Regions from separate parts of the Homo sapiens genome. Here region 1 is linked to region 2. Evidence: chromatin contacts called from ENCODE Hi-C or POLR2A ChIA-PET data. All regions are on one chromosome and are shown on one strand. The core of a region is the stretch at or near the end of the contact, and the rest is flanking DNA. Distances in the headings are between cores, read along the strand shown. Region 1 overlaps NFIA (nuclear factor I A). Region 2 overlaps NFIA (nuclear factor I A).

What was found. A loop is a pair of places that touch in the nucleus more often than their neighbours do. ChIA-PET counts read pairs that join two places held with the same protein, here RNA polymerase II (POLR2A). Pooled maps may share reads with other maps.
Region 1: a loop to region 2 is called in a map of Calu3, with 2.1 times the contacts of the local background. The contact joins two enhancer-like sites. A Hi-C loop is called at or near these places in 3 of 168 maps with a recorded cell type or tissue (Calu3, PC-3 and psoas muscle) and 5 of 50 pooled maps. POLR2A ChIA-PET finds 5 or more read pairs at or near these places in 2 of 52 experiments (PC-3 and activated T-cell).

Annotation. Positions count from the first base shown.
Region 1 is chr1:61,448,755-61,454,652 of GRCh38, reverse strand. All of the region lies in intron 10 of NFIA (nuclear factor I A), which reads right to left. Among named protein-coding and RNA genes, the nearest start is that of NFIA-AS1, 200 kb to the right of the region's middle. RefSeq lists an enhancer at 135-2,530. Within about 2 kb of position 1,397, at least 23 of the 41 ENCODE cell types and tissues checked have a DNase peak (open chromatin) inside an H3K27ac peak, as active enhancers do.
Region 2 is chr1:61,222,821-61,228,439 of GRCh38, reverse strand. The region is part of intron 2 of NFIA (nuclear factor I A); the gene reads right to left. Among named protein-coding and RNA genes, the nearest start is that of NFIA-AS1, 28 kb to the left of the region's middle. Within about 2 kb of position 1,584, at least 8 of the 41 ENCODE cell types and tissues checked have a DNase peak (open chromatin) inside an H3K27ac peak, as active enhancers do.

The DNA.
Region 1 (5,898 bases), core at 148-2,647, 230 kb before region 2:
TTTATGAGGGAAGATGCTCCTTTCAGCCCAATATATCTAAAATGGTATTTTCAAACATGAAACATAATAACTAAGTAGGATCAAGATTTTACTCTATTAAGTACCACATTGTCCAAAGGAAAAATGAGGCCACTGCGTACCCTTCATTCATGCTTGCGTCCATGCAGCATTTATTTAGAGCCTTCTGTGTGCCTGCCAGGCCCAGTTACTGGTTACCTTTTCCTTTCGTAAATCCTTAGGTGGTTAGCTTTGAGCAATTGTCTGGTCATATATCACTTTATCTGCTGGCATTTCTTTTTCTGTTAGCTAGACAGAATGAGCAATTATGGACTAACATCAGAGTTAGTTTCTCCAGTGAAATAAAAAAGTATGTGGCTTTTGCCGACTTTTCTCTAGAGATACCTTGACAAATTCACTACATTTATCATTATTTACAGAAAAATTACCAAGGCCTAACAAAAACCAATGCTTCTGAATTCTTTAAGTTGACGGTATCAGAAAGGGTTCTAATTGGGTTGCTTCAGGCAGGTGAAGGATCATCCCTGTGGAAGAGATTCCATTAGGTAATGTAAGGACTCATTTGGTCCCCAGGGATGAATGGCTAAGTGATAGCTACATGGAGTTTGGTATAAGATTTCCTAGTCACACAAGCCACCTTTGATTTCCAGAGGAGTTTAAAAAACTTAAGCCCAGACCGAAAAACTACGCATCCTGTAGACTTTCAGATGTTATTCTTTGACCACATGCTTTGAGGAACACAATAAAGCCTCTTGTGTCCTGAAAGGAAATCAGCCTGGCAAATACACATGGCCTAAATCTAGCTGGACAAAAGAAAGAAGAGGGGGAGAGAAAGGAGAGAGAAAGCAAACCCCAAACTGTGTTTCTAGTAGGCCTCTACCTAACAGCTGACTCTCATCCACGTTAGAGCCGCTTCCTCCCTTCTACAAAACAGGTTCAAACTTTGGGTGCGGGGAATAATGCTTACTATTTCTGTTTTCACACTTTCTAAGTCGGTTGTGAAATTCCAGACTTCTTCAATCTGACACTAAGGTAGTTCTTGAAGCAAAGGCCTGGCACCCAGTGAGTCAGCAGGGGGAGCAGTTCTCCACACCACAGTTTCTGGACGAGACCTCAGGGCACTACAAAAATCTGCAGTGCCTCTGCACTTCTCTTAAAAAGCAAAGCAAAAAAAAAAAAAAAAAAAAAAAAGTTTCTTCACACATCTTACTATTCAGTATGTGCCTTGCCGACAAGGTTACCCCAGAGCAGCTCTGTAATCCTTCACTGAAATAGGCTTTATTGATTGCTCTGGTCTATTGTTCTCTTTTCAAGTCCCCCAAGTTCAAGTTCATCCTGGTGTTACATCATGTCTGGTTGCTAAGAGCAACCAGACAGACCCAGACGTGACTATCATTAGCAAGAAACCCTCTGCTCTCCTCCCACCAACCTTCCAGTGGTTCTGACGTAGCAGGCCCACTGCAAACACATTGAAGTATTTATTCTGCCTAATTTATGACCTACACAGCAAGCAAGACCCCCACTCCAAAAACCAACATTGTTGTATATTTAATTAATCTGTCTTTCTCTGGCACTTGGGAAAGTTAGACAAAGGACTAATTATTGTGTTTCACTCTGCACACTTTTCTTTTGGGGGGTGGATATTTGCATGGGAAAGAAAACTACAAGGCCCAGCATCAGCCCCCCACCTCTTTTTCTTTTTGCCCTATTGACATTTCATGAAATACTTTAGCTGCTTAAGGGAATTAGAAAAAAAAAATGCGATGTGAATGTTACTCCTTCTGAGTTGGTATTCAGTAACACAAATCAACTCATGACATGTTTAAATTTAAATGCTAACCACACACTCTCAGAGTTACTTTAAAGGTTAGTTTTTAATCAATAGAAGTTGCTGACTCCAGGTTTTTGGGCTGCACGCTGCAACTCTTGGGCTTTTGTCTAACGTTAAAGCTTTCAAACTTTTTTTTCCTTGAGATGATTTTAGCAATGATTTGCAGACACAGAAGGCTATTGTGCTCTGACCAGCAACATGTCAACAGAGGGGCTGAGCTGCCCTGTGGTGGGGTGTCAATATGACTCCTGAAGGCAGAGGTTGGGGGTCTTTAATAACCCGTGAAAAAACCTTAATTAACCCTTTCAGGCCCAAACCAAAACCTATTCTTAAACTTGTTCACTCCTATAATTTGACCATTAGTACTTATTTCAACATCACACTAATCTTCATGACAATTAACCCAGCTACTTGACCAAGGTTTTCCAGAACAGGAAGTTGGTTAGGGGAACCACACAGGGAATTTTTCTTTTTTGAAGTCTCTGATTAAATCATTTATTTGCAGAGATGGCAGATAGTTCTAATAATAATAATAATAATAATAATAATTCATACATCTCCCTGAATTTTCTCCTAATCAGTTTGTAAAGACACTCATAATCCCATTGGGATGAGTGTGACAGTCACACATGTGTAAGCCAGTCAATTCCTAGAAACTTCCATGAGCTGCTAGTAACACCAGATGGACAATATAATGTTTGTAAAAGCCTACTTTTCTCTTGTGATATTTTCTTATAATTTCTATTATGCAAGCAGTACAAGTTTTAGAACATTAATTGAAGAATGATTCTGCATATTTTCTTCTTGGGTCATATAGGAAAAACATAAAAGAAATCTGAGCTTATTCGATCGTTGGGGTTGAGCAGCAAATCACTGGGAAAATGGTAACACATTAAACAAAAACTATCCTCAGACATTTAGTGACATAAGCTTAGGTTTCATATGCTTTCTGCCTTCGTACTTTATAGCCCCTTAATCTACCCTACTGTATCCAAATGGACTACAAAGGAATCTCCCTCCCTATGTGCAGTGAGTGGCATTATTACAATGCAATATAGGATGATGTTATCTTGATACATTTACATTAAGTAAACACAGAGCTTTGATCTATTTTTTCCTCAGAAACTTTCAGCTATAGTTGTTGTGGAGGTCCACAAATCCACACTCCCACCAAGGCTCCAGTTACGTAAAATTAGTCGGTAACATTCACAATGTCTAGAGTTTGGGATGTGCTGAGCGGGAGTGGGGAGGGAAGTGGGGTGACTGTCCTCTTTCAATGTTCAAGGTGAAACATCAAAAGAAATCTGCAGTCCAGGACAAGAGCTCAGCTTTCCTTTTCTCCAGTCAAATGAAGAAGTAATCTCATCAGGTTGGAAAAGTGCTGACTAAGGATTTAATAAAGTGCCTGCAGATGTGGCGTCTCTAAGGTATTCAACTCATGTAATGCAAAACAGCTCCACACTGAATGTGCTTATAAAATTTCATTTAACCATTGCAGCACGACTTTTTCCCCTCACAGTTCTCTAAGGAGTTTTATCACACTTGCCGCCCGTTAATTTACAGCTCCATGAAAGTTCGAATCCCATTCCGCTGGGATTCTGGAATACTCACAGTAGTCAGGTTTTATGAACCATAAACAATATCTATCCGACTGCATCCTAAACAGGAAGCCTGAAATGGCAGAAGGTACCTCTGACGGTGCCAATCTCTTCCATTTCGTACGCCTCACAGAGAGCAATCAGAACACAGGGGCCGTCTTCCAAAATGTGGTCATGGGGCTGCTGAAGACACAGCTGATGCGGGCCATGGCCTCAACCCCTGCGTTAGCAACAAATGCTCTAATGTGTGCAACAACTTTTTAAAAGGCTTTTTACATCCTCTTTTTACTAAGAGGGCAGGATGCACATTCTAGAGGAAAAAGAAAAATGTCTGAGAAACATTTTTTGTATTTTGTATTTTACTTTAACCCCTAAAAGGAGCAGAGAGTGCTGGGGTGGCAGGGGCAGAGGGCAGAGTGGACTGTGATGCAGCAGAATCTGTTTTTCAGATTAAAAACTTAAACAAAAGGCCTCAACAAGGGCAAAGTTTAACACTGCGGAAGGAGGTTGTTAATGTGGAATCCAGAACTGGGTGTGACACTTGGCTTTCTTCTGCAGGCAAGGTGGGTTATTTGAGGACATTCACACACATAAAACGGAAATGTGCAAACACAGGCTGGCCTCCCCGCACCCTGCAGGCCCAGCTCCTCATCAGCCCCCAAAGAGGACTCAGCCAACCAATAAGCCAAGACTCCAGGAGCTGCTGTCGCTGTTGTGCATTCTCTCTTGGGGAGGTGTTAGCTTTGCACTACTACTTCACACTACTCCAGTGGGTCATTTTTGGCTTCCCGCACTTCTGTGGATGGACTAAAGCCTACTGTTTAGCCCAAATGAGTTGTCCTTGGCAAATCAGCCAAAAGCCCAGTAGTCTCTTCTGCCCATCTCAATATGATAGAAATGGATGAGGTCTCTCAGTGGACTCTGAGTTTCTCACATTCGCATAAACCATTTGGGAGCATTTATTCACTCATCCAACAAGCACTAAGGGCCTTCTATGTGCTAGGTGCTATGTATGCTGGCTCTGGGGATATAATGAGTAAAATATAGTCCCTGCCCTGTAGGACTTTCTTGTCTATCAGGAAGCAGTGGCTAGATTCTAGACCCTTCATGATACCAGATAGCCTGCTTTTCTCCCAATAGGATTTTATAAACTTCTGGCAATGAACGATGCCCAGTATCCAGTGTCCAAAGGACTCAGGATTGGTGTCACTTTTTCCACTGACCAGCAGTGTGACTTCAAGCAAGCCAGTCCCTGTCCTGGGACCCTCAGAGTCTTGTGAGGACCAGTCTGTATTCATGAGAGGCAGCAGTGATTTACACTGGTTTCTTCTGAAAAGGGTGTCATGCTGTACACAGGTGTTAGTTACTGGTACTGCCAGCCTTGGGCTTTGATCTCTGTAATCATTTTTCTTGCCTGATTTTATTTTCTTAATTAAAGAAAGTCTGTTTTCAGTAACTCCGAACCAAGACTTGTTTATTGTACAGAAAACTATTAAAACCGTAATGGGCCGGGATTGGCCCCGGCACCTTTGTGGCCTTATCTTTTCACCACTTGTCCTCAACACTTTTGTTGCCTTAAACTTCTTCCGGATCCCCCAAAGCCAAATGCTTTCTCCCTGCCAGGCCTGGGCACAGGCTGTCCCACTCCTTGGCTTTGCTAATGCTTACTAGTCCTTGGGTTCTAAGATTAGATGTCCCTTCTTCAGAGGGGTCTTTCTTGGGGCCTTTACCCTCAGGATTCTCCTCTGTCACAGTTGCTAAACTTTAATTACCTGTTTTCATCCCAGGCAAGCTGGCTATCTAAGGGATGCCAGGGTGGGCATGTAATAAATACTGTTAAATAAATAAAGGAGGGAAGGAAGAACAAGCTGTATCCGAGGTTACCAAAGCCTGGTGTCAGTCACCCCAATGAGGGCAAAGCAAGGCATCTGGATGGATGACTTCTAGCATGCTCGTGCCACATGACCATGTCTCCCCAAATGACAGACACTCTCCCTCGAGGGACACAAGTCTCCACAAGCCACTCCAGGCAGTTCCGACGGGAGAGTTGTTGCAGCGGGGCCAGTTGCGGCCAACTGCGTCAGTAGCATGTGCAATAGTTTTGTAACATGGACTGCTGCCTACTTACTACAAGCTCAGAGAAGTTGTCCAAACCACCAATCCCTGGAGAATGACTGTGCTGCTCCCAGCCAAGACCTCCGTTTGGTTCAGACCTCAAGACGGGAAAACACTAATCTTTTTACCCAATAAGCCATCCAGTACCTCCAAACCTTGAGAGTGCATACACAATCCAATTATTCTGACTGTTCATCCAAAGTCTGAATCTTTCACGAGATTCCAGCTTGCCCTAGTGTCTCTCTTACCACCAAGTACATTTTTCTTTTGGTCTCCCTTCCTTTCCATTTTTCATCACGTAACCTTTTACCTCATGAAATCAAAGACTGCTGGATT
Region 2 (5,619 bases), core at 335-2,834:
AGCCAAGGATGCACAGATGGGTGGTTACAGCTGCAGCTCCTCTGACAGACTGCAAAAACCCGCTGGGACACTTCCCCCAGCTCTGTCTATCCATCTTGTGAGCTGGTGCAACTCCACCTTGCTCACGGCTTTGTTGAGTGTGTCACAGGACTTTGGCCAAAATGCTACAATTCGAATGGGTCTTATTAATGGGATGAAAAATGGACTCTCAAAACACACTTACATACAGATCACATGTTTTTCCTGAAATGACTGACAATTCTAATAAAAAAGAACATTATAATAGGTTTAAAAAAACCTTCAGAAATAGTGTATTCAGACTCTCTTTAGCAGGGTGAATGAGTCAAGTTACTCAATAGGATCCATTCAGACTGATTAAATTGGAACCAAGCCAAAACAGATCTTCAAGATCTGAGAGATAGTGGTCATTGAGCCGGGAAGAGGGAAATGGCATCAACTTGAGAATGTACAGACCACAATAGTGATAGAAAATAATAAATTGGTCAGTCCAAAGGCTAGCACAAAAATTTATAATAATGAAACTTCTAGGCTTAAATATTCACAGCTTTCCTCATTTAAAACCTGAGATAATGAATCTGAAACACCTGCTTATGATACCAGACAAGGCCACTTAAAGATTTTAATTAGGAATAGACTAAAGTTTCTAATCTGAAGTTTTATTTACTTACTGGTTACTTCATCTACCTTCCAAAAATAATTTGAGATGGTTCATAAACATATAGTAAATTAGCACACATACACATTTAAGTCCATAAAAGAAGAAAAACATGAACAAAAACTGCAGGGGTTAGAGAAGTAGTGGGGGCAAAAACTTAGGCTGAAATATTCACCAAGGTTAAGAATTAAACTTATCTCTGAGTTTCTTGGGAGCCAAGGCAAAAAGGGAAACAAGGCATTATATAATTTTTACGCCCTGATGAAAGAAAGAATACCGCCTTTCAGGAGTAAAGCTTTCTCTATCGTGACTTTTAAAAAGAACGAATCAGTCTTCAAGATCCCATCATCAAATCGTGCCTGTTCTGCATGATTCCTGACCTAGATTGCCAAAGATTATGAAATCAAGCTTGATAAATTATGAAACAGCTCAACCAATTTCTAAACTAAACAAAAAGGGAAAATCAAATGAACAAACGTTTCCAAACATTTAAAAGTTAGAACCACCCAAAATAAAATTGAAACCAGCGGCAAATAAAGCCAATCCAAATCTCAGCAAACCAGAATCACAAAACCCTGTCGCTACAGGCTTGGGAAAAAAATGCTGCTTGTCAGTCAAAGTGTCTGTCTATGGCATATGGGTAAAGGTTTCAGTCTGCTATCTCCAGACTCATCTTATGGCACTGGTTCAACACCAGTGAATGGTGCTTTAAACAAAAGGAGAGCTCATTCAAAATGGGCGTTTGAGAGTTACCGGTCAGTGTAGCTGTGCAGTTTGTATAAGTGAAAACTATTGGCATGGGAGAAATGAAGTGCAGCTCCCAGGCCTTTGGAGTTTCCTAAGTGCTGAAAAGCAGCCGGGAGGTTAAAGCTGGCTGGTCGGAATGGCATACTTGGCTGAATGCACAGCCAGGTGGCTTGGGCATATTGGCAAACAACTGGCAACCTGCCCAATACATATGGCTTAGATTGCTTTGCTCTTCCCATGAAGCCTTCTTAGACTCTTGAGCAAGCATTCGTTTTAGAATAAAATGTGTCTGAGTGTTAAATAAAATTTTTTAATAATATCTGTCTGATGTAAAATCCCTTTACCAAAAATAAAAATAAAAATAAAAAGATGGGAGGGGTTGGTTGCCAAATGCATGAAATAAAGCATTTCTTTGTGGGAGGAGACTTTGCAGATCCCTTTTCAACCATCTTTGGACTGAATTATTTGGACCTTTCAGGTTCATGGGGGTTAAAATGACCCCTGCAATCCCTGAGAAGCAGGGTTAATGTGAAGTTTAGGGATGGCTGCCAAGAGGTCAGGTGACTATGAATTCCTAATAAATACATAAAAATACAAAGTAAGTAGAGTAGGATAATGGATGTGGACAGCAGATACATTTTGTAAAGGAATATTATGAAATCTTGATTGACAGATAACACTAAAAGGTGTTAGTATGGTCTATCATGTAAATACATATCTGGAGACTCGTTAAAACACAGTCTTTAAGTGCTAACTGTTGAGGCACATGTTACTTCCCAGGCTTTACCAAGTGGCTGCTTAACGTCGACAGCATGAGGCAAACTTTGGTTTAATAACCCCAGCTGATCACTAATCTTGTAATGCTACTACTATCGTACCACATTAAATATTACACAAATACTACTTTCTTCTAAAGTTGGGTTTTCTTCTGTTACACATGTTTGTTGTATGTCCACTGTTTCATTTTAGTTTACTGGATATCTAAAAAGTATTCACAACTGATACATTAGTGAATTAGATTACATGCATTACTGTCAGAATCCTGTTTTACTTATGATAATTTTTAAATATAAGTTTATGGTCCCTTAAAGTTGCAAGCCATTCATCTAATAAACTATGTTAAATCTTCTGGAATTATTATAGTCTACTCGGTAAAAAGATTACAGAGCTGGTGTTGTATTGTGTGTGTTTTTTAAGATTTTAAGCTCAGTAACAGCTCAAACACTGAAATAAATTAATCTCTCATACTAATGAGGGCTCCATACACTCACAAATCTAAAATCTCTTAGGTAGATGCAAACATATATATTGCGATAGAAAAGGAATCATTTGTGCTTATTCAGCAAGTACTGAAGATGTCAATCGTAGATACGAACAAGCAAACTTCCTTTTGGTGATACAAAATAAAATTTCCTGCTATAGTTGCTCCATCTCTTTCACATGCAAAAAAAAAAAAAAAAAAAGTACGAGCTGGGCGCGATGGCTCACAGCTGTAATGCCAGCACTTTGGGAGGCCGAGGCAGGCGGATCACAAAGTCAAGAGATCAAGACCATCCTGGCCAACATGGTGAAACCCCGTCTCTACTAAAAATACAAAAATTAGCTGGGCATGGTGGCATGCACCTGTAGTCCCAGCTACTCAGGAGGCTGAGGCAGGAGAATCACTTGAACCCGGGAGGCAGAGGTTGCAGTGAGCTGAGATTGGGCCACTGCACTCCAGCCTGGCAACAAAGCGAGACTCAGTCTCAAAAAAAAAAAAGTACTATGGACATAAAAACTCATGTAATGGCTTTACATTGAGTATTTACTGTGTTTTAGGCTAAAACCTTCAAATCAATTTCCTTCTCACAGACTTTTTTTTTTGTTTTTTAAAAAAACAAAAAACAAAATATATAAGTGATAGAAACACATTTTGAGGAATGGAGCAAACTTAAGGTGGAAGGGTTCAATAGATTCCTATGTCATGAATCTGGAAAATAATATATTTTTAAAGTCTGTTTCTTGGCAGGGATAACACAGCAAAGAGCTTCATTAGTAAATCTTTCCAATACTCAAAATTATGGGGTGAAAGGAGTGGAGACCTTTTAAAAATGGACTTTAGTGCCTCATGAAATGACCTTTGCAGCATCACATTTTCAACACCCTTATCCTCTGCTCTTGATCAGCAAGTAGTACCACTTAAGAGCTTTATTAGAACATCCCTTTGCCAACTTGGAATAGCTCCAGGCAACTCTGTCTTCCAAGGACACAGTTTGAAGTACTTAGAGTAAATTGCAATGGACTGGATAGATGAGTAGAGGAGGTGAGACAACTGAATCAAGTATCACTGCTTCTGAGACAGAGTCCCCCACCACCAGGCACTTGGTACCAAATGGAGACTAGAGCGTTATTAATTTTTAAGGGCTTCAGATAAACAGAAGGGTCAGCAGGAAGATGATTTTTACACCAACAGGACTGAATCAGAATAAGTTTCTTCACTCAAAAGCAGAGAAAAGGCTAAGGGCATAATTTCTCAAAGTGTGTTTTGGGAGGTTAATGGGGGTTGCATGAAAAAAGGATTCCACTGACAAATAAATTTGGCTACTGCTAGTTTAAACAAAGTTCTCAGACCCTCTAATATATTAATGTGCGTCATGACTCTCTCCAAGAGAGACAACAGTATGCATACATATTTAAATCTTAATTCACCAAAAAAGCACACTTTTTTCTATGGAGCATAAGAGATAAGCATTAAGAAGTATATTTTGGCTAATATTAACTTGAGCTTTTAAAAGTTAGACTTAAGTAAACTTGTTTAAAATTAAATTGAAAAGTTAAGTTCAAGACAATAAACTAATTTTAAATATATTTTTAAAACTAATTTTTAAATATTAAACTAATATTAAAAACTAAGTAATAATTTCCCTATTTTAAACACAGTGTCTAACTGACCTTACTGTATGTATCTCAATAAGTAAAATTCTATCTTATCAGCATTAAAAGTCCTCCCCACCTCCAAATAAAACCCAACTCTAACACAAGCTTTTTTCTTCATATTAGGCAAGAACCCTCTGGTAATATGTAAATAGAGAGGTCAGTTTTCAAACAGGCTGGTTTCTGAATATGGGTTTTAATTATTTAAAACAAAATTTAATTTTTCTAGAAGGTTTCTGAGATGAAGTTTTAGTTGATATCCTCAGAAAACCTCAAAGTATTTGTTAATAGAATTTAGCACCCTAATGATCTAGATTTTGGTCACAGAGTTGTCCAATTAGAAAATGTAAATTTTAATAAATAGAAATACAGAGAAGAGGTGGAGGATAGCTATCATTCTAAATAAAATTACTGTTTATTATCAAATGAGAATTCCACATTCAGACAAAATATTTACAAAAAAACAATTCTGGAATCGTGGAATCTCAGAGAAAGTCAACAAGTGATCATAAAATTTTTAAAATATAATTTGAAATGTTTATCTTATATTCTAAAAATAAGTTAAAATTTGTGGAGTTTCCAAGTAGTCTCATTTTATATTCTCAATTCCCTTTATGAAACCTGAAAAACTGTAAGTTTGTACAGGTCCATCAAAATCCATATTTTGTCTCCTTGCAAAGTACAGGGAAAGGTTCTTCTACTCATAGCTGCATGTGACACCTTTCATTAAAGCTACTTTTTTTAAAAAAATGACACAAGAATATGCTTGGATTACAACACATTTTCCTGGTAAACATTTGCTCTATTTTATTTTTGCTTCTGGTCTCTATTTCCTGGCCAAAGAGTAGTCTCACCTAATGGTAATAAATGATTTACTTCTTGGTTAAAACTCCTAAAGAAAATGTTCTTTAAATAGTGAAATTTTATTCAATTTAATTTTCAAAGAACTGCTGTTAAAAAATTCCAGTTAAAAAGAAAGATTAAACAGTTCTAAAAATAAACAATATTTGGTTAAACAAATACACAGATTTAAAGCATATGGGTAAAAATGAATGTTAGTGTAAACATTCGGCAACATTTTTTCCCTTCAAAAAAATTTCAGAGCAGAAACAAAAAAAAGTTATTTTGGTTTAAATTGTGAAGCCATTTTAATAAGTAATCATTTCTTCCTCAAGAAAAAACATTTGTATAGCCTCAGAAATCTGTTTCATTTCAGTCTTTGTATAAAACTGCACATGAAAAGTATATTTATAAAGGAAATACCAGACTTGGAATTATTTATG